Linked DNA regions of Mus musculus: regions 1, 2, 3 and 4 are each linked to region 5. The links are chromatin loops, found by intact Hi-C in ENCODE. Cell type or tissue: heart. All regions are shown on one strand.

Evidence for each region. Hi-C counts contacts between places; a loop is a spot of excess contacts. Peaks named below come from ENCODE experiments on the same cell type or tissue, not always from the same donor. Only the 100,000 strongest peaks of a DNase experiment are listed, where the experiment ranks them.
Region 1: it touches region 5 in a loop (13-fold over the local background); 12 of 42 quality-filtered maps call a loop at or near these places.
Region 2: it touches region 5 in a loop (11-fold over the local background); 7 of 42 quality-filtered maps call a loop at or near these places.
Region 3: a loop joins it to region 5, with 9 times the contacts of the local background. A loop is called at or near these places in 15 of 42 quality-filtered maps.
Region 4: it touches region 5 in a loop (2.1-fold over the local background); 3 of 42 quality-filtered maps call a loop at or near these places.

The regions. Positions count from the first base shown.
Region 1 is chr4:57,271,541-57,276,540 of GRCm38, forward strand. All of the region lies in intron 1 of Ptpn3 (protein tyrosine phosphatase, non-receptor type 3), which reads right to left. Among named protein-coding and RNA genes, the nearest start is that of Gm12536, 26 kb to the right of the region's middle. In heart, no CTCF peak of the experiment used is centred here; DNase peaks (open chromatin) are centred at 2,741 and 3,791; H3K27me3 peaks cover 295 bases.
Region 2 is chr4:57,318,073-57,323,072 of GRCm38, forward strand. It overlaps a transcript of Ptpn3 not described here. Among named protein-coding and RNA genes, the nearest start is that of Ptpn3, 20 kb to the left of the region's middle. In heart, a CTCF peak has its summit at 2,707 (motif pointing left); DNase peaks (open chromatin) are centred at 659, 999 and 2,849; H3K27me3 peaks cover 779 bases.
Region 3 is chr4:57,141,098-57,146,097 of GRCm38, forward strand. It overlaps Epb41l4b (erythrocyte membrane protein band 4.1 like 4b), which reads right to left and starts at 2,059. Exons shown (of 25, transcript NM_001355492.1): 1 at 1,751-2,059. The coding sequence starts at 2,056. It overlaps LOC108168956, which reads right to left and starts at 3,554. Exons shown (of 2, transcript XM_017320489.1): 1 at 3,509-3,554; 2 at 2,161-2,894. The coding sequence starts at 3,554. The coding sequence ends at 2,161. In heart, a CTCF peak has its summit at 2,678 (motif pointing left); DNase peaks (open chromatin) are centred at 1,134, 1,714 and 2,634; H3K4me3 peaks cover 2,352 bases; H3K27ac peaks cover 1,559 bases; H3K27me3 peaks cover 3,672 bases.
Region 4 is chr4:57,298,366-57,303,365 of GRCm38, forward strand. Ptpn3 (protein tyrosine phosphatase, non-receptor type 3) reads right to left here and starts at 2,004. Exons shown (of 26, transcript NM_001384115.1): 1 at 1,916-2,004. It overlaps Gm12536 (a long non-coding RNA gene), which reads left to right and starts at 1,374. Exons shown (of 3, transcript XR_003955208.1): 1 at 1,374-1,945; 2 at 3,406-4,338. In heart, CTCF peaks have their summits at 1,581 and 2,432; DNase peaks (open chromatin) are centred at 1,566, 1,956, 2,466 and 3,466; H3K4me3 peaks cover 3,455 bases; H3K27ac peaks cover 1,915 bases; H3K27me3 peaks cover 735 bases.
Region 5 is chr4:57,062,512-57,067,511 of GRCm38, forward strand. Epb41l4b (erythrocyte membrane protein band 4.1 like 4b) reads right to left here. Exons shown (of 25, transcript NM_001355492.1): 15 at 2,288-2,352. Among named protein-coding and RNA genes, the nearest start is that of Gm34738, 15 kb to the left of the region's middle. In heart, no CTCF peak of the experiment used is centred here; a DNase peak (open chromatin) is centred at 3,010; H3K27ac peaks cover 197 bases.

The DNA.
Region 1 (5,000 bases), 210 kb after region 5:
TGAAGACAGTGACAGTCTATTCACACACACACATATACATACATACATATATATCTTAAATTAACACAACTACTTTGGCAAACTGTTGGGGAAAATCTCTACCAAGCTGAACACACCACCACGTTCCAAGATATGACAATCTGATTCCTAGGTATGTGTCCAATGAAACAACACATTTCATTCACAAATATATACGTACAAGACTCTTCATAATACCAGCAGATGGGAAGAGATCTAAATTCCAATCGGCTGAAGGATGGGTAAATCATGGCATGCTCAGATCATGCACCTGTATGTAGCCAAGCAGAGAAATGAATCCTTGCTGTGGGCAAAGCAGGATTTTCTTTAATGTTACTTTAATGGTTACTGTTAAGAAGCCAGGCACAATTCCAGGTACTGACTAGTGGCCGCTTCTGGATGGTCCTGAATGCTTTTGTATGTGTGCAGCGATGCCTACAAGTGAAAGCCAGAGGTCAGCAGAGGTTGCTGCTGTATGGCTTCTCTCCACGTTGGTTTTTTTTGTTTTGTTTTTACATCTTAAGATTGTGTGTGCTTGTGTGTGCCTGAGGAGACTAGAGGACAACTCGCAGGAGACCGGTGGCTCCTTCTCCCACGTGAGTGGGTCCCAGGGATTGAACTCAGATTGTCAGGCAGGGCAGACGCTTCGGCCTGCTGTGCCGCCTCACCAACCCCGACCCTCCGTCTTTAGCTGGTTTTACTAGAGAGCTCAAGAGTGGGAAGGCAGAATAAAGAGATTGGCAACTGAACACAAAGGCCGCAGCAGCATCCTGTGGATGCGCTCAGGGAGAACTTGAGACTAAGCGGTTTGGAGGAGGCGCAAATGCAGATGAAGGTTGAGGGGGGCTGTGCTCCCCCTCCCCCATGCTGTGCTCCCCCTCCCCCGTGCCGTGCTCCCCCTCCCCCAGGGTGTGCTCCCCCTCCCCCATGCCGTGCTCCCCCTCCCCCATGCCGTGCTCCCTGCTTTCTGACCATTCTACACACACACACACACACACACACACACACACACACACACATACACACACACACACACCACTCCCTGGGGGAAGCCTTCCTGGGTCTCTCAGCCAATGTGTTAGACTCTCAACTGTGCTCACTGTAATTCTGCACTTAAAAGTCATGATGTGGGTTTCTAACTTCATTTCCTACTACCAGCCTAGCTCCGTGAGGTCGGGTGCTACTCTGGCTCACTGGGCCTCTGACACTCAACACTGACGGGCAATCCGTTAAGTACGTTAAATAAACCAATAAATGCATGAAGAATTAAGCATCTCCCAGTCTTCCAGGCGATGCTCAAGCTATCCATCCAAGGTCCATCTGTTCTGGGGGACCAAGGCAGAGACACCCGGAGAGACAGCACCAGATACCAAGGCAGGACCAGATGTAAAGACCTAGGCAGTGGGAAGAGAGATGTGTCGCTCACCTGTGGGAAGGAGGGCAGAGCAGACCAGAGACTGAAAAAAAAAAAAAATCAAACGTCTGGGATAGCAAGGACCACAGACTAGGTACATAGGACGACAGAAGCTGTGCTTTGAGTCCCTAGCAATAAATTCAAGGTGCTCTAGGTAAAGTTCTATAACTAGCTCGGGACAGGAAACCTCAAATATTAATAATTTTTTTCCTGGAGACTGATAGTACTAAAAAAAAAAACAGGAAAAAAGAAGAAAGCTGACACACACACACACACACACACACACACACACACACACAGAGATTTCCACCCACTCACCCACCACCTCCACCATGCCCTTTTCAATAAAAATGTCACTGGAATCAGGGATGTACTTTCTGAGTAATACAAAAAGTTATCAAGAGACAACAAATGTCTTCCCGAATGCTTTATCCCACACGCAACTGAATATGTCAGCTCTGTCGCTGGCTTCTCCTTTAAGAATCCCAGGTGGACTGTGTTCTTTTAACATACAATAGCATAGTTAGGAAGTACATTATTATTAATGGGCAGCGGCCCTCAGAGCTTCCTTGGGAACTTCTATAGATGATTCTCGGTCCCACCTCCCATGGGAATTCAGTGCCCTGGGCCTTTAGGAACCCCTCAAAGGGCAGTCTGGAAGCTGAGATCGCTGAGGTCCAGACAGTGGCTCTTCACACGGCTGGCCTTGGAACACAGCGAGGTCTGCAGGGCAGATAAAGTATCCTCACACAGACACTGAACAGAAAACCAAGGTCTTCAAGGAGGAAGCCGGGAAGGAAAGCAACAGGAGCCGCATGCCAACCACAGGCAGGGCTTTGCAAGGCCATTTCCCCCAGGCAACCTCTTATCCCTGTGCTAGCTAGCATCAGGGATGATCCTAGCACTGAAAACTGAACCGTGGCTGGTGATGCTTCCCAGCATGGCCCGAGTATATTTAGGGAGACTTTTCCCTCCTCCCTGATTGTCACACGAAGGCCTTGGAACCTAAGGACAGTGTCACTAAAAGTTGTTTCGTGAAAACTGCAGAATATTTTTCCGGCAATTGTCCCTAAAACAAACCTTGATAAGAGCTTGCTTGACATAGATGCTAAACTACATATTACCGAGCCAGGAGGTGTTTCCAGATTGTCTTGAAACTGTGTCTTAAACAATCTGGCTGGACAATAGATGCTGACAGATTGCCCTGTTTCCTGTACCGCAGCCATTGGGGAACTCGGGGGTTCTATGGCTTCCTTTATAAGCCTCTTAATTCCAAACAAAGCCAAAACCCAAACAGGAACACACTGGCCTCAGGAACCAGGGACATCACAGCTGCAGACCAAGCCACTGACATCATGGGAGCTGAGCCTATTTGCACAGTGTTTCAAATCAAAGAGCACTGGGGTAGCGGGAACACTGGCTGTGGGTTCTACTGTGATTCAGATCTTAATCAAAGATGATATTCTGAGAACATATTATAGAAAAAGCATGATCTCATTATGCACACAGCTGGGGCTCAGTAAATATTGCAGAGGGAATACATAGGTGCCTAGCATGGACAGGGAGTAGACATGCATTAAAAGGCACTGTTTGTTTATTACCATTGAGGCGGGGTCTCATGTAGCCAAGGCCTGAACATAAGGCTCTTAATCAATGCTAAGTTTCTGATGTGAACAGGAACTGACTATAGAATCCAGATTTTGTAGGGCTATCTTAATGTCAAATATCTCACACATTTATAAAGACTTCATTTCTATAATGTTATCCCTTTTAAAGCAACTCACTGGTGTTCAAAGGCAGTTGCTACTATAGCTGTTATATGCCTCTGGAAAAAGAAATTGGGCCTTTACTTTGAGAATGCACGTTTCAGGGCCCAGGGATGGAGCTCGGTGAAGTTGCTCAGTTTGTATAGCAGGCCTAGGGACCAGGATTTGATCTCCAGCCCTGTATAAACTGGGCAACATCCACCTGTGACCCCAAACCCTCAGGAGTAGGTGGAGGCAGGGATAGCAGAAACTTAAGGCCATAAGACTTTCAGAAAAAGACAAATGGATATTGATTCCATTTAATTTAATTTATTTGAGACAGGGTCTTATATAACCTAGGCTGGCCTAGATGCTTCGATGTGGTAAAGGAGAGACTTGAAAATCTTGGTGCTATTAGATGTCAAGGCATGCCCCACCACAACCAGATCTTTTAAAAGAAAACAGTCTGGATTTATAAACAAATGTGTTGAGTATTCTGTTAGTGAACCGTGGAACCTCGAGACTAGAGCCAACCCAGGTAATCACATTCAGGCTGACCTTGCCAATACTGCCATCTAGTGGCCAGCAGAGGAAAGCTCTTGCCTCCAACCCTACGACTTAGGGGGAGACACAGGTTGGCTGTGTTCTTGTTTACTGTGCAATCAATCACTCTCCGGCTGGCTATGTAACAATTTCTCTGCGGCTCAGCTTCTTTGTCCTGATCCTTCCTCCCTGCTGGGCTGAAGAAAGCTTTCTTCCTTCCTCTTTTTTCTTCCTAATTCTGAGCATCAACAGATGATGGATCTGCCTGACAGGGAGATTTCTAGCACAGAAAGGAACACAGCGTCCCCATCAGCCTCGTGATGACTCACCAAATCAATACCAATTCTCATCAATTATCAATATTTAATGGATGGGACATAGAAGGTTTATTTGGCCGCTGAGAGAATATCAGTGTTGCCTTTTCTTTTTTCTTTTTTTGCTGGGATCATGGAAGCTGGGCTGCATTTTTTTTTAAAACAATTTAGTCTTGGTGCAGGAAGGGAGGGGTGGGGGTGAGGGAAATCAACCAGGCCCTTAACAACCACATCACATGCTTTATGATTCTCCCAGGAAAAACATAAACCAGTTCTTCCACCACTGCCTCCGCCTGACAGGCAATGCCCCCAGGCTTTGGTTTGGAACCAGGATAAGGTGCCCGAACATTCTAAAGGAAGTGAGAATGCCTTCTGCAGATAAAACTTTACAGGAGTGCGGAGATGAGTCTGTGGATAAGGCACTCAGCATCCAGCCTGAGGACTGGAGTATGGGAGTTCGGATCCCAGCACCTACATAAAAACCAGGCAACATAAACCGGGCGTGGTGGCACATGCCTTTCATCCCAGCACTTGGGAGGCAGAGCCAGCCTCTGAGATTTCTGAGTTTGAGGCTAGCCTGGTCTACAAAGTGAGTTCCAGGACAGCCAGGGCTATACAGAGAAACCCTGTCTCGAAAAACCAAAAACCAAAAACCAAAAAAAAAAAAACAAAAAAAAAAAAAAAACAAAAAAAAAAAAAACAGGCAACATGGCCATCTGTAACCCTGGAGGCAGGCGGGCTCTCTGGCTGAGGAGAATCTACAAGCTCCTGGGTGAGTGAGAGGAGGTATCACATGGGTACAGACACACACTTACACGTAATTTAAAAAATAAGAGGAAACCAGGTGTGAGAGCTTATCCTTTAATCCCAGCACTCCTAAAGCAAAAGCAGGTGGGTCGCTTGCACATGCTTGTGAGACACACACACGGCCATGTGTACAGACCCCAGGGTTTGCTCTTAGGCACA
Region 2 (5,000 bases), 260 kb after region 5:
ACAGGTGGATTTTTGAGTTTAAGGCCAGCTTGGTCTACAGAGTGAGTTCCAGGACAGCCAGGGTTATACAGAGAAATCCTGTCTCAAAAACAACCAAAAAAAGAAAAAAAAAAAGGTTAATCCCCCATATACATGTCTAGAGACCCATCTCCTGAGTGATTTCTAAATTCTATCAAGTTGACAACACCAACCACCACAGGGCCATAGACTGTTAATAAGATGACAGAGTGTGCCTTTAATCCTAGCACTTGGGAGGCAGAGAGAGGCAGGTAGATCATTGTGAGTTTAGGCTACAGAGCTAATTCAAGGAGAACCAGGGCTATATAGATAGACCCTGTCTTAAAACCAACCAACCAACAAGAAAAAGAGAAGCGGTTCTGATGCCAATGCAGAGCAGAGAGTGTTTTGGGGAAAGCCACTCACTTGTGTCGGGCATTCCTCATTCCCCCATCTGCCTGTGTTCTTGACTTTCAACCCTTTTCTCTAAGCCTAAAGAAGCTGCTTTTTATGGCTTGTACCTTGGGCTTTTTTGGCTTCTATTTGGGTCCAGCCAACAAGAGACAGCATCAGGATGCGGGAGAGTGGAGAAGGAGAATGTGGGGTGGATTTTTAACTTCACCCCGCCCACTGGCTGCCTTTTGGCAGCTTGCCGTGTTCTTCCCCAGATCTCCTCTGGGCCTTTACGTTTGGGGAAGCAGTAACTGCTTCCCATGCCTGCAGATGCCCACATGCTTTCTCATCTTTATTTCCTTGAACCTGTTCAGCCCCCTCTCTCAGTAATCTCTCCACGACACACTCTCTGATTACCTTTTTGAGTGTGCCCCGTGCTTCCTGCAAAGACAGGAAAACAAAAACATTGCCTGGAAAGGTCAATAATTCTGGCCTCCGTGCAGCTCGGTTCAATTCAATTTGGCAAACATTGACTGAGTGAGGCCTTCTCTCCCAGGCTCTGCGCCAGGAACTGGGGTCAGAGAAAACACAGACACAGAACCTGCCTGCAGGGACCTAGCTAGCCACAGCTTCTTGGGAGGCTGGATGCCGGGAGAAAGGGAACCATGCCCTGCACCTTAAGTGGTAGGCAAGAAGGGGACAACTGGGTCTGGAGTTGTGAGGTGCTCCCTCTTCTAGCCCACCTGTCTTGGTAGGGAACCCCCTACCATCTTCCAGTCGTCATAACTTTGGCTTCTTTTCAAGGAGCCCTGAATATACCAGCCTAACTAGCTAGGCCCCATTGGCTTTCAGTGGAGGGCATCCGAGAGAGGATGAAGAGGCGTCATGGGCCTGGGAGCCCTGAGGTAGAGATAAGAGCTGTGTCTGACATGTGCCCTAGGTGATCCACTGGGATTCCCCAGCCTGTGAATGACTTCTGACATGGGAGGGTGAACCTGACAAACTCTGTAGCCCTCAAAAAATGATGACATGTTGCCTCCTCTTGTTAGGAAGAAAACAGTGGGGAGAGCAGTGGTCCTGGGACCCTCCCACTTGTGTTCTTTCTAGTGCTTCCTTTTCCAATCTTATTTACAAACCTGGAGATTGAACCCAGAGTTCCGAGCATATTAGGTAAGTACTCTACTACTGAACAACTCTCCATCCCCACCCCTCCACCCCCTTTAAGATAAGGTTTCACTGAGTCGTCGAGGCTGCCCTGGACCTTGTGATCCCACTGTCTCAGCCTCTAGAGTAGCTGATATTACCTGTCTACAGCACCAGGCCCTTTTCTAATATGGTCTCTGAGAATTTGTTACAACTATGAGCTTTTACAGCACCATTGCTTGCTAGACTCTTAGACTCTGACCCACTCATCAGTCTCGTTTTAGGACCCAGCACTGTTCCTGAAGCATAGTATGACAGCAGAAAATTATCTATCTTGCCGAATGAACTAAAGTAATTAATTTTGGTAGTAGTAGAAGTAGGAATAGCAGTGGGGTTATGGCCCTTGTTTGAAGAATGCAATGATCGTGGCTGGTGACAGAGAAGGGACCTGTGTCGTTTATGACAGAGCTGGGACTTGGTACAAAGGACCAGGAGGACGGATACAGCCGACAGGGATACAGTTCGATGGAGCACCTACCTGCTCCTTGCTGGAGACTGTTTGGAACAAGTTTACATCAGTTCTCTCCGTTTTACAGACAGTCTCGGAGGTATGGACATGAACAGCAGCAGGCTTTACAGTCAGGGGCTTCAAAGACTTGGAAATATGGATCTAGGATCACACCAAGAAGAGGCAGAACTTACACTCAAACCAAGACACCCATGTTTTGAGCCACCGACTTCATTCAGAGGCAGGAAGGAAAGGAACGCACAGGCCAATCATACACCATTTGCAAGACATTTATACATACACCTCTACACCATGGCTCATTGTCCCTTCACTATCTCTTAAAGAAAAGGAGAGAAGGAAATTAAAACAAAAAGGTGCGTGAAGCACCTGGATTTTAGGCACTGAGATTTTGGGAAAGTTGAGAGCAGTACTGAGTGACTTGAATGAACTTGGGCGACCAGGCTCCCTCTGCTCCTGAGGAGTTGTGTGACTCTGACCATGCTCCGTACACTCTACATCCTTATCTATTTTCAGCGAACTTTCATGAAATTTGTGTGTGTGGGGGGGTGGGTGGGTGGGGGGTAGCGTGCTGGAGGGGGTGCGTAATTTTAGCGTCAAGCACAAGTCTTCAGCGCCCTCTACTGTTCAGCTGAGGCACTGTTGATCTGATTTGTTAGGGTCTCTTGAAAGCAAGGGCTACAGCTTTTCCGCTGACAATCAGCTGTGAGCGACCAAGTTCATCCACAGAAGTCCATAATGTAACAAAGAGAAAGCCAGTTCTCGCTCTTCCATCGCATCCGACTTGGAAGTCCTGCTGATCTCGCCCACACAGTTCCAATTATTTTCCTAAGTGCTGCCGCCTGACTGTTCAAGCACACACCCTCTCCACCCAAACTCCACACCACTCCGTCATTACGGTCACCGGACTGTTTGCCAACTGCCCTTGGGCATGCCTGTCTTTTTAGCTCGAAGTCTGGTGTCGCTTGCCTTTGCATTCTCTCCCTGCCCCCTGCGTACAGCGTAGGGCACATGAGCTCTCCAAACAAGTTCATTCAAAGGATGACAACCAGACGGAAGAACAGATGAACCAAAGCAGCTTAGTGAGCTAAAGAAGGCTTGGGGGTGAGGAGCTGTGAGGGGTTGGAAGCTTCCGATACAGGAAGCTCCCTAGTTCCAAACTTTTTGGGGTTCAGGGCATCAGCGAACAGAGGGGGCAGATGGAGGGCTTTGGAGGATGCAGCTGCTCACACAGGTGTGCTCGCTTTGAGAAGATGCTACACTCAGTGCACTTCCGGTTTGCGTGTTACTCGACAAGAAACCTGTACTTTGAGTGGCTCTTGAGAGGGACTTAGCCTTCTATCTGTAGCTTGGTTAGTGTTTTCCCTGGTGTCCTCCAATTCTATCTGGGCTGATCTGTACCGTGGCAGAAGTCATCTTCCTGATTTCCTGGTCCATCCTCTATCCCTGAAGAATAGTTACAAGGGTAGGGACAGGTTATTGGGTTTCCTTGAAAGTGTTTTCTACATTTGCTGTCTTTTAAAAAATAATTTCTTCCACATTTGCTATCTTTAGTTACCTTGTGTTTTTGTTTTTTGTTTTTTTTTTTTTTTTGTTTTTTCCGGAGCTGAGGACTGAACCCAGGGCCTTGCGCTTACTAGGCAAGCCCTCTACCACTGAGCTAAATCCCCAACACTCATTTGCTATCTTAAAAAAAAAATGATTCCTAGCACTTGGGAGGCAGAGGCAGGCGGATTTCTGAGTTCGAGGCCAGCCTGGTCTACAGAATGAGTTCCAGGATAGCCAGGTCTACACAGAGAAACCCTGTCTCAAAAAAAAAAAGAACAAAAAAACAAAAAAACAAAAAAAACAAACCAACCCCCCCTCCAAAAACCCCCCAAAACCTAGCCAGGCGTGGTAGCGCACGCCTTTAATCCCAGCACTTGGGAGGCAGAGGCAGGCAGATTTCTGAGTTTGAGGCCAGCCTGGTCTACAGAGTGAGTTCCAGGATATCCAGGGCTACACAGATCTCCATGGGTGATCTCATTCCTTCTCCTGACCAACCTCACGATCGTGACTCACCAAGACGATCTCACCCCATCATTACTGAGCCCTGGGGACCATCTAGCCAGATGCCTTTTTGATACCTCTACTGGACCCTCTCAGCGGCAATACACTCAGCATGCTTGAGAAGGTTCTCTGCATCTTCTCCTGCCTCCCCAGAGAGGCTTTTCTCTCTCTCTCTCTCTCTCTCTCTCTCTCTCTCTCTCTCTCTTCTGTGTTCTTTACTTCTGTGGGTGCCTCCCTGGAACTGGTCTGGCTTCCTGTTCTAGACTACATTATTGTTAGGCAGTACCCACAGTCCCTCACCATTTCTGCTCAGAGAGTCTCTTTCTTAGACTCAACTCCTCTTTGGGTCTTAATTTCAACAAGGGAATGGCCATTCGACATTTCCTAACAGGCTCTCACGGCACCGTGCTGGGGTTTCCAAACCCACAGGTGCTACAGGTGGCTGGTATGCCTTCTGCCTGGATTCCTGGATGGAAGCTGACTTGATTTTGACCTTTTTTTTTTTTTTTGAGACAGGGTTTCTCTGTATAGCCCTGGCTGTCCTGGAACTCACTTTGTAGACCAGGCTGGCCTCGAACTCAGAAATCTGCCTGCCTCTGCCTCCTGAGTGCTGGGATTAAAGGTGTGCGCCACGACCTTTCGTCAGGTACCAAGGCCAGCTGAGCGAGTTGGAGCCTCATGAACCCACAGACACATGAGTAGGCTATAAGTGTGTGTGTGCCTTATGTCAGTCACTCAGACTTCTGTTCACTTCTGTGACTCACTTGCCTCATCCAGCCTGCCCATTTCCCCTCCCACATCTGTCCTGATCCCTCCACTTACCTCCTTTCCCATCATGGCTATCCCTGGCCGGGCTTTCACCATCTTTTGCTCAGACTCTTACAAGGCCTTT
Region 3 (5,000 bases), 79 kb after region 5:
ATTCTTCTGTGCCCTTTTATAAAAAAAAAGGGGGGGGGGGAGAAGCCTTTTAGGAGGCCACTCTTCCCATCCCCCACGACCCCACCAGCTGCAGTCAGTCAGCTTCCCAACCTGTTCGTTTGTGTACCTGTTTGGATCTCTTTAGCACACAGGCACTTTACTCCGTTTGCAATTTTTCATCTCAGAAACACCACTTAAGCCTGTCGCACAAACCTGACAGTAGCAATACATTTTATAAGCCAATTATCCCTGGGGAACAGCCACGAAAACTACCAGGCAGGGAGCACCGACAAAGTTCCCGGGGGTATCATTCCTCTGCCAGATGCAAACTGCGCCACAGCCTCTCTCAACCCAAGCTGCCCACTCACCTAGCCTCTGCTCCCCGACTCGCAGGCTGCCTCTCTGCATCAGAGCTGGCGAGCCTCATTCTTGGGGAGCGGTGACATGCATGCTTTTTAAAAGACAACAGCTTTGGGCTGGGGAATGTTGGCACCTTTTCTATGAAAAGGCCTCGCGAGGATATTTTTGTGACAAAATGCTCTCCTATAGAGCACAGGAACCACAAAAATGAAACTACCATAAATTGAAGCTGTCTCCAAATTAACCCACAGGAAGCAGCATTAGAGCCTAGGCTAGCGAGGCTGATTTTTCCCATCTGAAACCCTTACAGGTTAAGTGTTCTCTCCTTAAATCCAACGAATTCCTACCACCCAGTTACAGACTGTCCGGAGGCCTAAACACTCCGGACAATCTGTAACTCATCTAAAGCTCAATTACTGCGGTGTCTTCAGTCATGCCCAAAGATTCCCGAAGGCACCGTCTGCCGCAGCGCAGTGGGCGCCCGTTAGTGCAGCGTTTGATAGGATCTGACTGGCCCCTTCGGCCAAAAAGGCTCTTTTGGCGGCTGGACTCCCTGTCGGAGACACTGGCGCTGGCCTAGCTTGCCACTGGAACTGGGCCCGGGTGCAACCACCTGTGGGTGTGTGAACCGGACGCAGGCCCTGGTGCTGCCACCCCGGGATGCCCTGAACGAACCACGCAAACTGCCGGGTGTGGGAGAGAGTGGGTAGGCCAGTCCAGAGGGGACCGGGGCCAACTCCCAGCACGCCAAGGCTTATCTCTCCGTTCAAAGCGGACCTGGCCTGAGTTGGCTCCCAAGTCGCTCCACTCCCTGCGAGGTTGTGAGCCAGGGAGCACTTTGGGATAGGCTCCCTATGGGGGCCATCCACGGGGAATCGGGAGAAGGCAGAGCGGCAAAACTGTTCCCTAAGCCTCTTCCCAAACTTGGGGCACCTGCTGAGCAGCAGGCAAGGATTTCTTCTCCACCAAGGCCTGATACCCAAAGCGGGATACCCCGGAACAGCCCTGCGTCGCTTGAAAAATTCTACTCAATCCAGCAGCCGAAGGCCAACATTGGCAGGGAATGCCAGCCACCTGCGCCAAGGGGAGGGGACGTAGGGACGTGTGCATGGGATAGCATGGGGTAGGAGTGAGGCACAAAAATCCTAGGTGGTCGCCAAAGAAGGGCGCCGCAACCCTGCGGTTGCAAGGTGCCAAAGACTGGGCCCCAGAGCATACCCGGGCTGGTGGTCTGGGAGGGTTCATGGCTGGGGAAGATTGGCAGAAGATGGGGGAGGGGTCCCCAAAAAACAGCCCGGGTAGCTTCCCAGAGAGAAAGAAAGACTGGGACAGGGGGTTCTGACCCAAGCAGAGCAGGCTGCTAGTGCCCCGCACGCGCCGCGTCACTCACCGGCAGGTCCACGCTCACTTCGGTTCCGTCGAGCAGGAAGACACGGCAGTAAAGGGTGGCCTTGGCAGCTCCCGAGGCGGAGATGTGCACAGCCGCGCCGCCGGTGAGCAGGGGCCCGCCGCCGGCCGGGAATACGCTGCCCCCGGGCGCGGCGGGCAGCACCGAGGAGCTGGCGGCGGCAGCCGGGCCCCCTCGCGGCCCCCCGTCGCGCTCGTCCCCCAGCCCGGCGGCCCCGCGCCCCGCCGCGCCCCGCGCGTAGCGCTGCATGGAGCGGCGGCCAAAGGTCCGGCGCAGGAACCGCAGCATCCTGGCCGGGGGCGCCCCCTGCCTCCGCCCCCTGCGCTGCCGCCGCGCCGCCGCCCGGGAGCGCCCGGCGCCGCCGTCAGTGCCCGCCGCGCCGCGCCGCCTCCCGCGGGCTGCGGCCCGGGGCTCGCTCCCGCCCCAGCCGAGGCCGCCGCCGCGCTCCGGCCGCCCGCGGGACGCGTCGGCCGGGCCAGCGCCCGCCGAGAGTAGCCGCGCGGGAGAGAACGCGCACAGGCGGCCCGGGGGACCGTCCCGCTGCTGTCGCCGCTGTCGCTGCCGCGCGCTTGGGGCGGTCGGTCGGTGCCGGCTGCTGCGTGGCCGCTGCCCCGCGAAGAGCGCCGCGGGGGGACCCGGCTGCGGGCTGCTCCCGCGCCGCGCGCCGGCCGAGGGCCAGCCGGAGCAAAGCGCCTGCGTGCTCCCGGCGCGCTCGCTCCCACTCGCGCCGCGCCCGGCCCGAGGAGGCCCCCGCCGAGCGCCCGCTCCCGGGGCGCCTTTTCCTGCGCCCGCAGCCCCCGCCTCCCACCTGGGAGGGCTGCACCTCCAGCCGCCGCCGCCGGCACTGCAGCACGCCCTCCTCCCCCGGGGCTGCGCCGGGCTTGTGCTGCCCCCTGCCGGCCCGAGCGCCCCCTGCTGCTGTAGGTGCGCTCACGTGCGTACACGTAGGTGAGCACACACGTGTTTCCGGGCGCGCAGGACCCCCTAGAAGTCCAAGAGTTCCTCCTGCTTGACCAGATGAAGAAAATAAGACTGTCTCCTTCCAGGGAAGTCTTACCCCTAGGGCAAAGAAAAACACGGCTCTTTCTGGAAGAAAAACAAAAACAAAAACAAAACACCAACCGTACTCAGTTTCTCCTTCTGCAGAAGTGGAGTAGGCGACCTAGAAGGTCCCTGCCACTTAATGAAATTCTATCTGCTTAAAATCTCAACCCTGGCTGGAGCTTTAACCTGCCAGTCCAACGGACCCGTTCCAAACAAGAAAATTGAGGCCTGCGAGGAGGGGAAGTACTTTTCCATACTCCTTTGGAGACACCCTGCTTCAAGGACCTCGCCCATGCCCAGAATTAAGGAAAGGTCCTGCATAAGCTATTGCTACTGAGAAGGTTGGTCAAGGTTGGACAGACTCCTGGGAAGCGAAGCAGAACATAAGAATGAATTGCATAGGGCACATGGAGCAAACTGGAGACAGCGAATTGCTAACAATCAATGCCCACAGGTTCAGGGTTTGCCCACAGACAAGTGAGTTGTCCTGTGTTGCAGAAAGGAATGTGGGAAATGAAGCTGAAAGGAGGCCAGGCCTTTGGGGAGAATAACACTACTGTTTATCAGGCCCTAATTTTGTGCCAGACATTACGGTAAGCCCTTTCCATATGTCTTAATTTAGCCTGTTAGCGTACAGGTTATTACCTGGATCATACAAAGGAGGAAACTGAGCTTTGGAGAGCTTAAGAGACTGACATACAGACTCATTGGGCTCCAGAGCTACTGGTGGAGCTTGTAACATGGTTGGCAAGCAAATGACAGTTTAAGAAAGAGTTGGGGAAGCAGTGACCTCAGCAAAGCACACAGAGAAGACAGGGGGTGAATGTAGGACTCATTCCAAAAGAGACATTTATTGAAAGCCAGGCATTGTCTTAGATTTCACCGTTTGCATCTTCATTACTCCTCATTCCAACTCTCCAAGACAGTTCTATGCATTCCCGTTCACTTAGATGGATTTAGAACTTAGGTTTGTAATATGCTTGCCCAAGGTCTGACAGCTGCCCCGAATTCATTCTCTGATATTATGGGGACCACCCATGTGACAGTTTACTCTGTAAAATGGCATCTACACAATAAACCATTGGATACCCACTCTGCCCTTTACCCCCACAACAAGATTGAACAGAAACTATGTACAAATTGGCATAGCCCAGGCCAGCTGACTAGTTTCTAAGGCTATCTCCAGGAATGCTGCAGCAGAGTAGCCACTCCAAGATGTCCACCTATGCATCTTGCATTTGCATCGTTGTGTTTCACTGTATGTAGCAAAGGTGGGCTTGGTTCTACGCTCGAGTTAAAAAGGTTGAAGTAGGGATTCATAACAGTAGCATAATTACAGTTAGGAAGCAGCAATGAAAATAATTTCATGGTTGGGGTCACCACAACATGAGGAACTGAATTAAAGGGTTGCAGCATTAGGTAAGAAGGTTGAGAACCACTGCTTAGAAGCAAGAAAGGTAAAGGGTGATTTATGCCCTAGGAAGTCTAGAAGGAATGAAACACTGGCTTCAGCCTGTAAGATCCACCTCGGCCTCTAGCATGGCAAAGTAACGCTTTAATGTTGTTTTAAGTCACTGTATCTGTGGTTCTCTACGTCAGCCAAATAGGAAGGCAGGCACGCTACAAGGGATGCAGCTTTGGAGAATCACAGCTTTCAACGCTATTCATTCATCTGGTGTGCATCATCTGAGTGTGTAGTTATTCAGAGCTTCTCTCCTGTTGAGCTCCAGGCTCCATTAAGGTTATCGAGCCCAGATCCCCACACTTGTGACTCCGGTCAGACCCAATGGCCTCTGACAGTGGCATGCTGAATTGCATGGAGATTCCAATATATCAGGCCCCGCTATCCGATGGATCTCGCCCCATTTAGCTCTTACATGGAGGAGAAATAAGTCTTCAGACATTACTACACAGTGGTTCTTGTCACCAACATTTCAACCTCAGAATTTGCACGTTTCATGAGCAACCTTGCATTTTACAGTTACAGGACTGTATGTTCCAACAGCTGCTCATTTGCAGCTGCTGTTTTCAGACCCTAAAGTCTGTTGTTTTATCAAGTCTACAAGCAACCCCTCAAGTCTTTCTTTTTTTTTTTTTTTTTTTTTTTTTTGGTTTTTCGAGACAGGTTTCTCTGTATAGCCCTGGCTGTCCTGGAACTCACTCTGTAGACCAGGCTGGCCTCGAACTC
Region 4 (5,000 bases), 240 kb after region 5:
TATTTAACTAGAATGGCCTACTCTCAGTCAGAAAATAGCTTACCATTGTTAATTTTCAACTAGTCAATCTCAGGAAGGCTTCCGTTTTCCAATACAATCTAGATCTTGATTTAATCATCGGGAAAGACATCTGTGTAAGACACACATGGCAGTCTTATCCAGAAGAAAAAGCTCTGCCCCCAGAACCAGAAGCATGGTTTCCTCCATCCCAGTCATACCCAGGACGGTACAGTTGCCTGCTCAGAGCCTCAATGTCTTCCTCTATAAAATGGGATCGTGACACCAGTCTCAGAGGGAGACCTGTAAAACTGAAATGAGATAGTCCACATACCTAGCACAGCTCTGCAAGGTGACTGCAAAGGTTCGATATTATCATTGAAAAAAAAGAAAACAAAAGTCCAGATGAAATCCTCATTTAGCCTAGGTTACACAGAAGGCGGAGGCTATCTCACTCAGTTAATTCTACTAAAAGGGGAAAGAGGGACGACACGGGGGGTGGGGTGGGGGAGGGGTGGAGGTGGTGAGGCACTTCAACCCAGACACTATATAGAGGCATTCCTGGTAGGCACGGTCGGAAGCAGGCTGCTACTGGAACCTACTGAGCAGAGGCTTTTGGGCACTCTGTAATGCACAAGGAGCAGCCACCACAAAGAACGATCAAACCCGCTGTGAGAAGCTAAGAGACCCCCGCTCCCCAATCCAAAAACATAAGGTTAAGCATGAGAGCTTTGCAGAATATGCATCTTTTTCCCAACCAGGATTTCCAATTCATCCGCTTCGACATTTGCAAGATGGATCATCTTGCAAAAATAGTTCTTTCTGTGAGGCCCGAGTGTCAACTTCTGGAGTTTCGGAACTCACAAAGACTGCCATTAAACAAGAGCAGCTCACCACCGCTCTGTGGAGTTGCTTTTTTCAAAGCCTCAGCAGACGTTCTCCTGGGCACAAACACAGACCCAGAAAATGACTGCCTAATTCTACCTTCCTGACAAAATGGGAGCCATGAGGGTCTCTAACTGAATTAAAATCACATCACGCCAACTGCTCGCTTGCTTTATGCCGGGCACGGAGCCAAACACCTCCACACCATTTATCCTACTTAATCCACCACCAACCAGGCGAGGTGGGCATTATTGCTGCCTGCGTGCAGTGGAGGAAATGGAGGATCAGAGAGGTTAAACGACTCGTCCAAGGTCACCAGCTGGCCAAGGGGAAGAGCCCAACTTGAACCTAGGTCTAGAGTTTCCCAACCACAAGTTCCCTGTACCTTCACGGAACACCCAGGTGTCAAGTTATCTTAACTTCTCATGAATTTTTTAAAGGCAACCCTCAAGTTCGTAATAAGTTTAGGAGGCAGCAACCGGGGGCGGGGGTTTCCGGGCGCGCTCTCTCCCTGCACAACGCAGCAGTGTCACACCGCAAGTTACCAGAGAAGCCACCCCGGTCGCCCGCGGAACGGGGCGGATTGGTTTGGCACTGGAGTTCGTGCCAGGCCCAGGAAATGCCATCTTTGCAATCTGAAGGGGAATTCGCCCCGGGTGGCTGAGCTTCGGGGACCGCGGAGAGCTGGATCCCCGCAGCGGTGCGCCCCCTCTGCCGGGCTGCGGATACCTCGGCGCCAAGCCCAGGGCTCGGCCAGACTGGAGCGCACGCCCACGCCCGCGCCGCTGCGTCCAGAACGCCCAGCCTTTTGCCGCCCACGCCCGCGCCCCGCCCCAGCCCCGCCAGGTGATCCGGGCCTGCGCCCCCCGGATGCCCGACGTGGCGCGGAGACCTGGGGCTACCAGCTCAACCGCTAGTCCTCCCGCGTGTCCGCCGAGCCCCGGACCGGGTGGGGGTTGGGTAAGCCCCGCGTGTCCGCGATCGCAGCAGCCCGCGCTCCGACCCTCCCCGCAGAGGACCCAGTCTCCCATACCTGCAGCATCCGGGGGCGCGGGGCGCCCAGGTAGGTCGCGCGGGCGGGCGGCACTGAAGCTCGCTCGCGCCGCGACCTGGCCGCCGTCTGAGCATGCCCAGTGCAGCCCGCGGGCGGCTCCCGCCGGCCCGGCTGTGGCCGCGACGGGCCCGCGCGCGGGGCGGGGGACCCGGGACAGGGGCGGGCCCGGGGCAAACTCGTGGGACGCTGCCACTGGCCTCCGCAGACCACCTGCCAAACTCCCGCAGACCTCCAGGTCCCCTGGCTCACGCACGCAGCCATTCGTGCTTTTAGCATTTATTGAACACCTACTGTGTGCCTGGCTTTCCCGGATTGCATGCCTAAGAATGGCAAGGGCTTGGCGCTCAACGAATCTGAAATGACAGCGAGCCTTGCGCGGTGGCTTCGTGGCTGAGTTGGGGGTCTCGCTGACTCCAGCGGCTCCGTGGCTGAGTTGGGGGTCGCAGGGCTCCTTTGCTGGTCCTAGGACACCAGGCAGGTTAGCCCTTCCCAAAGCCTATAGGGCCCCTAGTGGCGGGCGTTCCAGCCGGCCTCTTCCGCCTCCTCCCACACCTGTCTTCCTGCGCTCCGACTGCACCTTCCTCCCCATCATACCCTCTGAACTTGACCCGCCTGGAGACCTTTACACTGCCTTTCCCTCGAGGTAGGACGTCTTTTGCCCTGCTTTGCTGGTGTTTCGAGCCCTCTCACCATTCAGGTGCCTCTTGTAGGAGAGACCTTTCTGGCTACCTTTCTAAATTAGCCCTGACCTCTTGCTCCCTCTCCAAGTCCATTACCGCACTCCAAGCATGTATCACTTATCCATTCAACAGTTACTTACGTTCTTCACACTTAATATATAGACAAAATCTCTGCCCCTTGTTGGGAGTTTAGAAGGGACTTTCTCGCAACAAACAACAGGTCCGTAAACAACGCAGGGTATTAGGTGATAAATTCTAAGAACAGGGGAAAGGAGCCAGGCAAGAAAGATAGGGGGTGGCCCGGTGAGAGCTGGTGGAACAACCAGATCAGGTGACAAATACCATTCAGTCACGCAGCTAAACAAGGAAGCTTTCTTGGGACGATAAAGCCGGTGCAAAAACAAAACAAAAACAAAAACAAAAAAACCTCAAAACAAAACGAGCGCAAGCTTTGTGCCCGTGAAACGGAAGGGCGAGCGGAGGGGCTGCTGGAGTATGTTGCCGGCTGTCTCTCGCGACTTAGATTTCCCCCTTAAGGAGTACCTCCCCTCTGTGTCAGCTCGGTAACTCCGCCTCTCAAGAGACCCAGCCTCTAAACGACGCTTGGCTTCCAGTAAGAACTAAAAACGTTTTGTTGAATGAATATGATAACAAAAGGATGGAGAGATGGTTAGGATTCTATGGTCGGACCTGGGTGCTAGATATCCCGAGAACCTTTTGTTCCCATGTCACCACGAGACCCTCAGCCGTGCCTGACTTCCTGGCTTAGATCCCGGTCTCTGTCCCAAGGTAGTGCACCGCTGCAGGCGCCGCCAGAACCTCGCGTCCGGGGAATTCCTACAGAGCCCGGAGTCCTAGGGGTTGCACTGTCCTGGCCCCGCCTAGGATCGCACGCAAAACCTGGAGCTCGGGCGCCAGGGCAGCACTTTTCGGAGTGGCGGGGAGAGCACTGGGCATGCTCGGAGCCATGGGAGCCCAGCGTCCGGAAGGAAGAACCCCCAGAGGGATTGGCGAAGCTGCCCACTGAGTCCCACCTGGCCGTCAGTCTTCTACTTCCCTGCAGGGAGTACTGGGTCACCCTCCTCCCCCAAGCATGGTGGGAAGACTTGAAATTCAGAGACAGCTGACTGAACACAGTGTCCTCTACCAGCTGCTGTGTGATCTGCTACCAAAGCCTTGCGCTCTCTGTGCCCTAAATAATACAAATGCCTACGCTTGGATCCGGGGGAGTGTGGGGAATTGAAAAAAAAAAAAAAAAAGAAAGAACGGGAATTTATTCAGTCCACCTTAAATGTTTTTTCCCCTTGATGAGGCTTGAATCCAGGGCTTTGCACACAGTAAGCACGAATGTCTTCCAGTGAACTAAGCCCTGTCCCAGACTCATTTCTTAAGTGCCTATCTCAATCATTCATCCATCATCCTTTAACACTTTTTGGACTGCTAAGGTGAGGGACCTGGGAATTGTTAGAACTGTCCAGTTTAAATAAAGCCTGCTGGAATACATCGTTACCATTTCTTTGCTGTCACTGCTTAAAGCAGTGTTCTCAGATTTGAGCTGGAAAATAGCTGAGAACTTCATTGAAAAGCTCTAAAAGTTATTTTTTAACGAATTAAATTTTTTTTTTGTTCGCTTTTCGAGACAAGTGCTTCTCTGTGTACCCCTGGCTTCTTCTGGAACTCACTCTTATACATGCCCAACTGGAAACAAGTGGATGTTCAAAGGTAGAGTAATGACTGATTGTGTTCTGATACATTGGTTGAAATAATTATTACAATTAAATCTTGCTGGGTCCCTACTACAGGGTCTGTGGGTAAGGAAATTTGCAGCCAAGCTTTCTGTCCTGAGTTCAGTCAATCCCCAAGACCTGTCAGAGTGGAAGAGAACTGTGCAGCTTGTCTTCTGATGTTTCACATGTGTGCACACACACATACATACATACATACATACACACAATAAAAAATGAAATTATGAAAGTATACTGCAACATGAAAACAACGATGAGTGGAAAAGCTGAAAACAATTGACTGTGGAAAGGTGACACGGACACACTTGCTAAGAATGCAGATAATAGTTTTAAAGCCAGGCACTGTGGTCCATGCCTTTAATCTCAGCATTTGGGAGGCAGAGGCTGGTGGGTCTCTGTGAGTCTGAGGTCAGCCTGATCTATAGAGTTCCAGAATAGTCAGAGCTACACAGAGAAACCCTGTCTCTAAAAACCAAAACCAAGACTATATAACAATAATAATAAAGTTTGGGGAGTTTGAGTTGGTTTTTCTCCCTTAAATTTATCCTCTAACTCCTAAGTGGTTTTGTTGTTGTTTTATATGTGACTTTTTTTTTTTTTTTTTTTTTTTTTTTTTTTGGAGACAGGGTTTTGTTTGGT
Region 5 (5,000 bases):
TTTTGTAATCTTTATTGAGCTTCTGCTACAGAAGGGGTATTATAGTCGTCCTTATGGGGAGTTAGTCTGGATGCATGCTCTCACCCCAAATGAGAAGTGAAATCTTAACAGATCACAGAATAGAAGACCTTGGAGATCACTTAGCCCAGCCCGTTCTTTTCAGGGAGGAAATGAAATCAAAGAAAGGGGAATGATTTAGCTAAGGTCACACGGCAAGGGAGGCTGGTCCCTGTCGATTTCCACTCCTACAAACAGTCCTATGTGCTAAGCTATTTTCCCAAGCTTTGGTCTTGCTGGTTTGCTTTATGTGGCCCCACTGGATAAATGACAAAACTATCAGGATACACAGCATGATGGTTGAGACTTTGACTTCAGTTTTAAAGCCAGCATATCAAAACGATTCCTGAGCCTTTAGCTACCTTCATAATTGAGAATGCATTCCACAGTAAATCATGGCTATCTGTTATCTTCAAATGTTTACAGGGACACGAAAAGCACTAATGACACTTGTACAAAAACATTCATGCGATGCCAGGACGCTCCTCATGGAATGCAAAGGCACCATGGTGGTGACCGGAGGAGGCTTCAGTCTCTCAAAGTGCGGTCATGAGTTTGTCCCGGTACGTGACACTGTACGCCCCTCCTAAGTTCCTCTGGTTCTGGTCCTGGACATAGTCAAAGTGGCTGCCATCTCCACTGGCTGAGGTTTTCCAGTGTGGCCTGTCATCCTGAAAACATGGCTTGTTTTGTTTGCAGATGGAATGGTTACTGGGAGAATGGAAGACAATTCAGAAATGAGCGTGGTCAAGCATGCATACACAAAGGAAACAGGGGTTGGGATGGGGGAGTGAGTGGGGTGCCTGACACAGAAGTAGTAGTAGGTGACTTCAGAAGGTTAAAAAAAAAAAACCCCACTGTGATCGTCTACCAACTTTGAAGCTCATAAAAGCTGTTTCTGGCAAAGTTATACTTTTGCAAGGGGTGTCTAGCGGTCAGGGCAATCTAGGGAAAGCTAGATGGGGGGAAGCCTCCTTAAATCTGATGTGCATGGTTATGGTTTTGGATAGCATCTGCCACAAGTGTGGACCAATCAACTCTCCTCAGGATGCAGCTCCAGAGAGCTCTATAACACAGAGAGTGCAGGGTGCCACCTGGGTCCCACTATAGAAGGTCTAGCATGGGGCTGAGTCGTGGTTCTCAGCAGACAATTAATCCTGGCATCAGCCTGGCCATCAGGGAACCTGCTGCCTCCGGGCAAAGAATCGGTGTGGGATTGCCATGGAGGGAGAATGCCGGGTATGAAATCTGGTTAGACCAATGGTAACAAGATGACACCTCCTCTAAGCCTCGTGACTACCTGTCATGTCTGAAAAACAAACCACCTTCGTCTGAGTCACACTAAGGTTTAGAATTATCACCCCACTAACATATTCTGCCCTAAAATGCTCCGTGAATAGCAATGTGTTACTACTGAAGACCGCCCCCACTGTGTCACATGATCCCCATGAGCTTTTGCCCAACTTGTTCAAGCCACATCTGATTCGACTGCTCCTTCTCCATGCTTCCTCCGAAGCAAAGGCTCACAGCTCCCCCTCGCACAGCCTGAAGTCACCACCCATGCTTCTGAAAGAGCTGGAAGCATCAATGCCAATCAAGACCCATTAAAAATGCAAATCTTAAGGACACGTCTGCTCCCCAGGGATGGTCCTGACTCCAAATAGCATGGCAGGTGCCAGGTCACTCCTAGGGCAGTGCAGGGGATACTGATACCCCTCTAGCCAAATCCCACCTATTGTGAATCGGGTTTCACTGGGATATAGTCGTGTGTTCTCACACAAATCCTCATTGCTTGTTGTTGTCTTCAGACAGCAACCACAGAGCTAAAAATACAGACTCTCCTTGGCTGAACACTGCCACCAAAGAAACATTGCCCTTATTCCTAAGGGGTAAAAAAATCCTTAAAAAAAAAAAAAAAAGGAAATCGCTATCGACACAACTTCACTCTCATTCCAAGAACATAAATTCTCAGAATAAGAAAATGTTACTTGGAAATCTTAAGCAACATCTCTGATATAAAACCAAACCAAAATATTTGTGGTTAGAACTAAAAGAAAAAAAAAATTCGTTATTTCACAGACTGGTCCCTTGCTTCCTTTGCTGTGAAAAACATCTGGTTTTGCCCTGGTCCTATCGCCCTGAGGAGTTGTTCCTGCGGTGTGCAGGGGGGCCTTCCAGAGGACAGGAAAACAGGTCTCTGTTACAGGTCTCTGTAAGCTCGAAAACTCACCTGACATTTGGAGAGTGAGGGCGCCACCGGGGCTGGCTGGGGTGGACGTCAGGATGGTACTGAGGCTGGAAAGGAAACACCAAAGCTGATTACTCAGTGACCTTTGGATTTCAATGGCCGGCACACAGTTTGCTTTCTCCAGCAAGGGCACCCACCTCAGAGGCCAAGGGGGCTGTGAATAGGAAGCTGGAACCAAGCCCTGGGGGGAGGGGCAGCTGGGCCTTTCCCAGGATGATCTCCTTTCTTCCCTAACAAAGGGGGATGGGGAGGTGTTGGGGGCTGGAACCTAGGGCTTGGCTCACCAAATACCATCTCCAGAGAAGGATCTGGGAGGCCAGGTGCCACATCTGACTCAAAGGAGTCTACCCAGCATGCCCTGGCCAGACAACACTCCTCTCACAAGGAAGATGGGCTGAGTGGCTTCTCTCTTCAGAAGCCACTTTTGTTGTTGACAAACAGATGATGACAGACAGACACACGTAACAGCCTAGCTACATTGGCACACACACAGGGCTGGAAGGACAGAGTAATGAAAGCAACAGTATCGTGGGTGCATAAACAGTAACATCATTAGGAGGACCTATTAATTTGATGAGACTGGAGACTGGAGTGGACTGAAGGAAGGAGAGTAGGAAGCTGTTCCCTAGAAGATTAAGAAACCAGTGTGACGCCTGGATGGGCCTAGCAGGGTAGCTGGCTGGCTGTCATTCCACTTCTCACCTGCAGAGGGCAGCAGCCCGGGACATTGTCAGAAGCCATGGGGTGTCTTAAGGCTAAACTTGATATGGGGTAAAATCTGCTCCCCCAACCTGAAAGTCACTTCAATTGTGCAACCATTAATCTTTTAATTATTTCTTTCCTTCCTCCTCCTTGCCCCTGCTGCTGTGGTTAATAAGCAGTGGCCTGCTTTCTGTTACAGAAATTCTCTGCAATTCTGTTCAATTCAATCTTCATGGCCCTGCGAGGCTCTCATGCTGCCTGCCTATTCTGTATTCCTGTAGCCATTCTTTCCTCCTTCAAAGTGCCTGTTGGCACCCCCAGACGACATGGCGCAGAGCGTGGGATCTGGAGGGGCATGTCTGCAGGAAGACCTCAGTCCTGACCTGGTGCAACCTCCTTCTCTTTGTCTCTTTTGGGGATACCAAAACCCATAGGGTTTGGGTGGTTAGCCCAAAGCCAGCCATAACCAGGCTCCACACACTAAGACTCCAACAAGAGAGAATGACTAACCTACAACTAGGCCCTCTGCTCTTCCGTGCTTTTAAACACACTGGATTCACCAGAGAGAGGGGCAGAAACTTCATCCACAGAGTTGGGGATAAAAGGAGATTCCAGACCCTTCCTTGGTATATCTCCTACTTTAATGCTACCTCAGGTACTCTGTCCACAATGAGGAATGCATGTGTGTCTCTTTGCTTGTCACAATAACAGAAGAGAGAAGCCAAGTTTACTGGAATTTCGGGGACAATGAAGAACTGCCCCACCTCAAGAGACAAGTGTCCTCACTGAGAACATGGCTGACTCTGCAGCTGGCTGACTCTGTAGCTCTAAGAACGAACAGTGCTGCTGTGTTATCCCCTTTCCAACAACCCTTCTCAGACAGCATCATGAAGTGTCCAGTCCACTTATAGCCAAACTCTGATGGGACGACACAGGGACGCTAAGACTGGCCAAGTACAGGGTCTCCTAGCAACCCTGTGGAGAGATCCATGCCTAGAGTGCCCGCAGATCTGCCATGAACAAGCACAGCCCTGGATGGTCACTGGGAGCAAATGCAAGGGGAGGCAGAAGAGGGCGGGGTCACGGCAGGTGGGGCTGTTTTTACTTTCTTATTTTTATTCTCTCTCCTGCAAGGGCTGGCCACCCAACAGCGAGGTGATTGAGTCTTTAGGGGTCTTCAGAGGGACCCTGGTTAGTTCTCCTGGACCCTTGTGTACTGGCTCCCCATCTCACCATGTAATCTCTCCTTCCACATACACTCCTGTTCTTACACCACAAATCCCTTACCAGAGCTGAGCGGAGACCAGCACTACTCTTGAACCTCCAGAGCTATGAATTAAATGAACTTATTTTACTTTATAGAGTAGACAGTACTGGGTATTTTGTCACAGCAATGGGGTGGGGGTGGGGGAGACTAATATAGGACTCCAAGTTAGGAGTCACCTTTAAGCAGAAACAAATGACCATCTGAGAAGCAAGGCACATACCATCCATCCAGAGTCACCTTAGGATCTCTGAAGTCTACAGATGCCAAATTCCTACTCAAGTGTGTTAGGAGAAGGTGGTTATTCTAGTAATGCCGGCCACATGGTTTTAACACAAAGAGCTGAATTCCACTGGAGCTGGGAGCTTCCAACTTAAAAGCAAAGGAGGAGGGGCTCCCAAAGTGGAAGATACTGTAGCAAGCAGATAAGAGGCAAAGAGCTCCAGATGGACAAGCATGGGCAAGCTGCACTAACAGGAACCTAAGGGCAACTGCTTACACTGTAGCTGCTGGGAACTGAACACCGGTTCCAACAGGAGACATAAGCAAATGGAAGGAGTCTGGGCTGGCTGCGGAAGGCCAGACAGGGCTACCCACAACAGCTGTGACAGGGTGGGCTATGGAGGGCTTCAGCAGAGGTGGATAGGCAGGTAGAAGGCATAGACCCTGGTTGGTACTGCTTGGAAGGAACACAACACTGGGCCGAGAGACTGAATGCCTGGGCCTGAT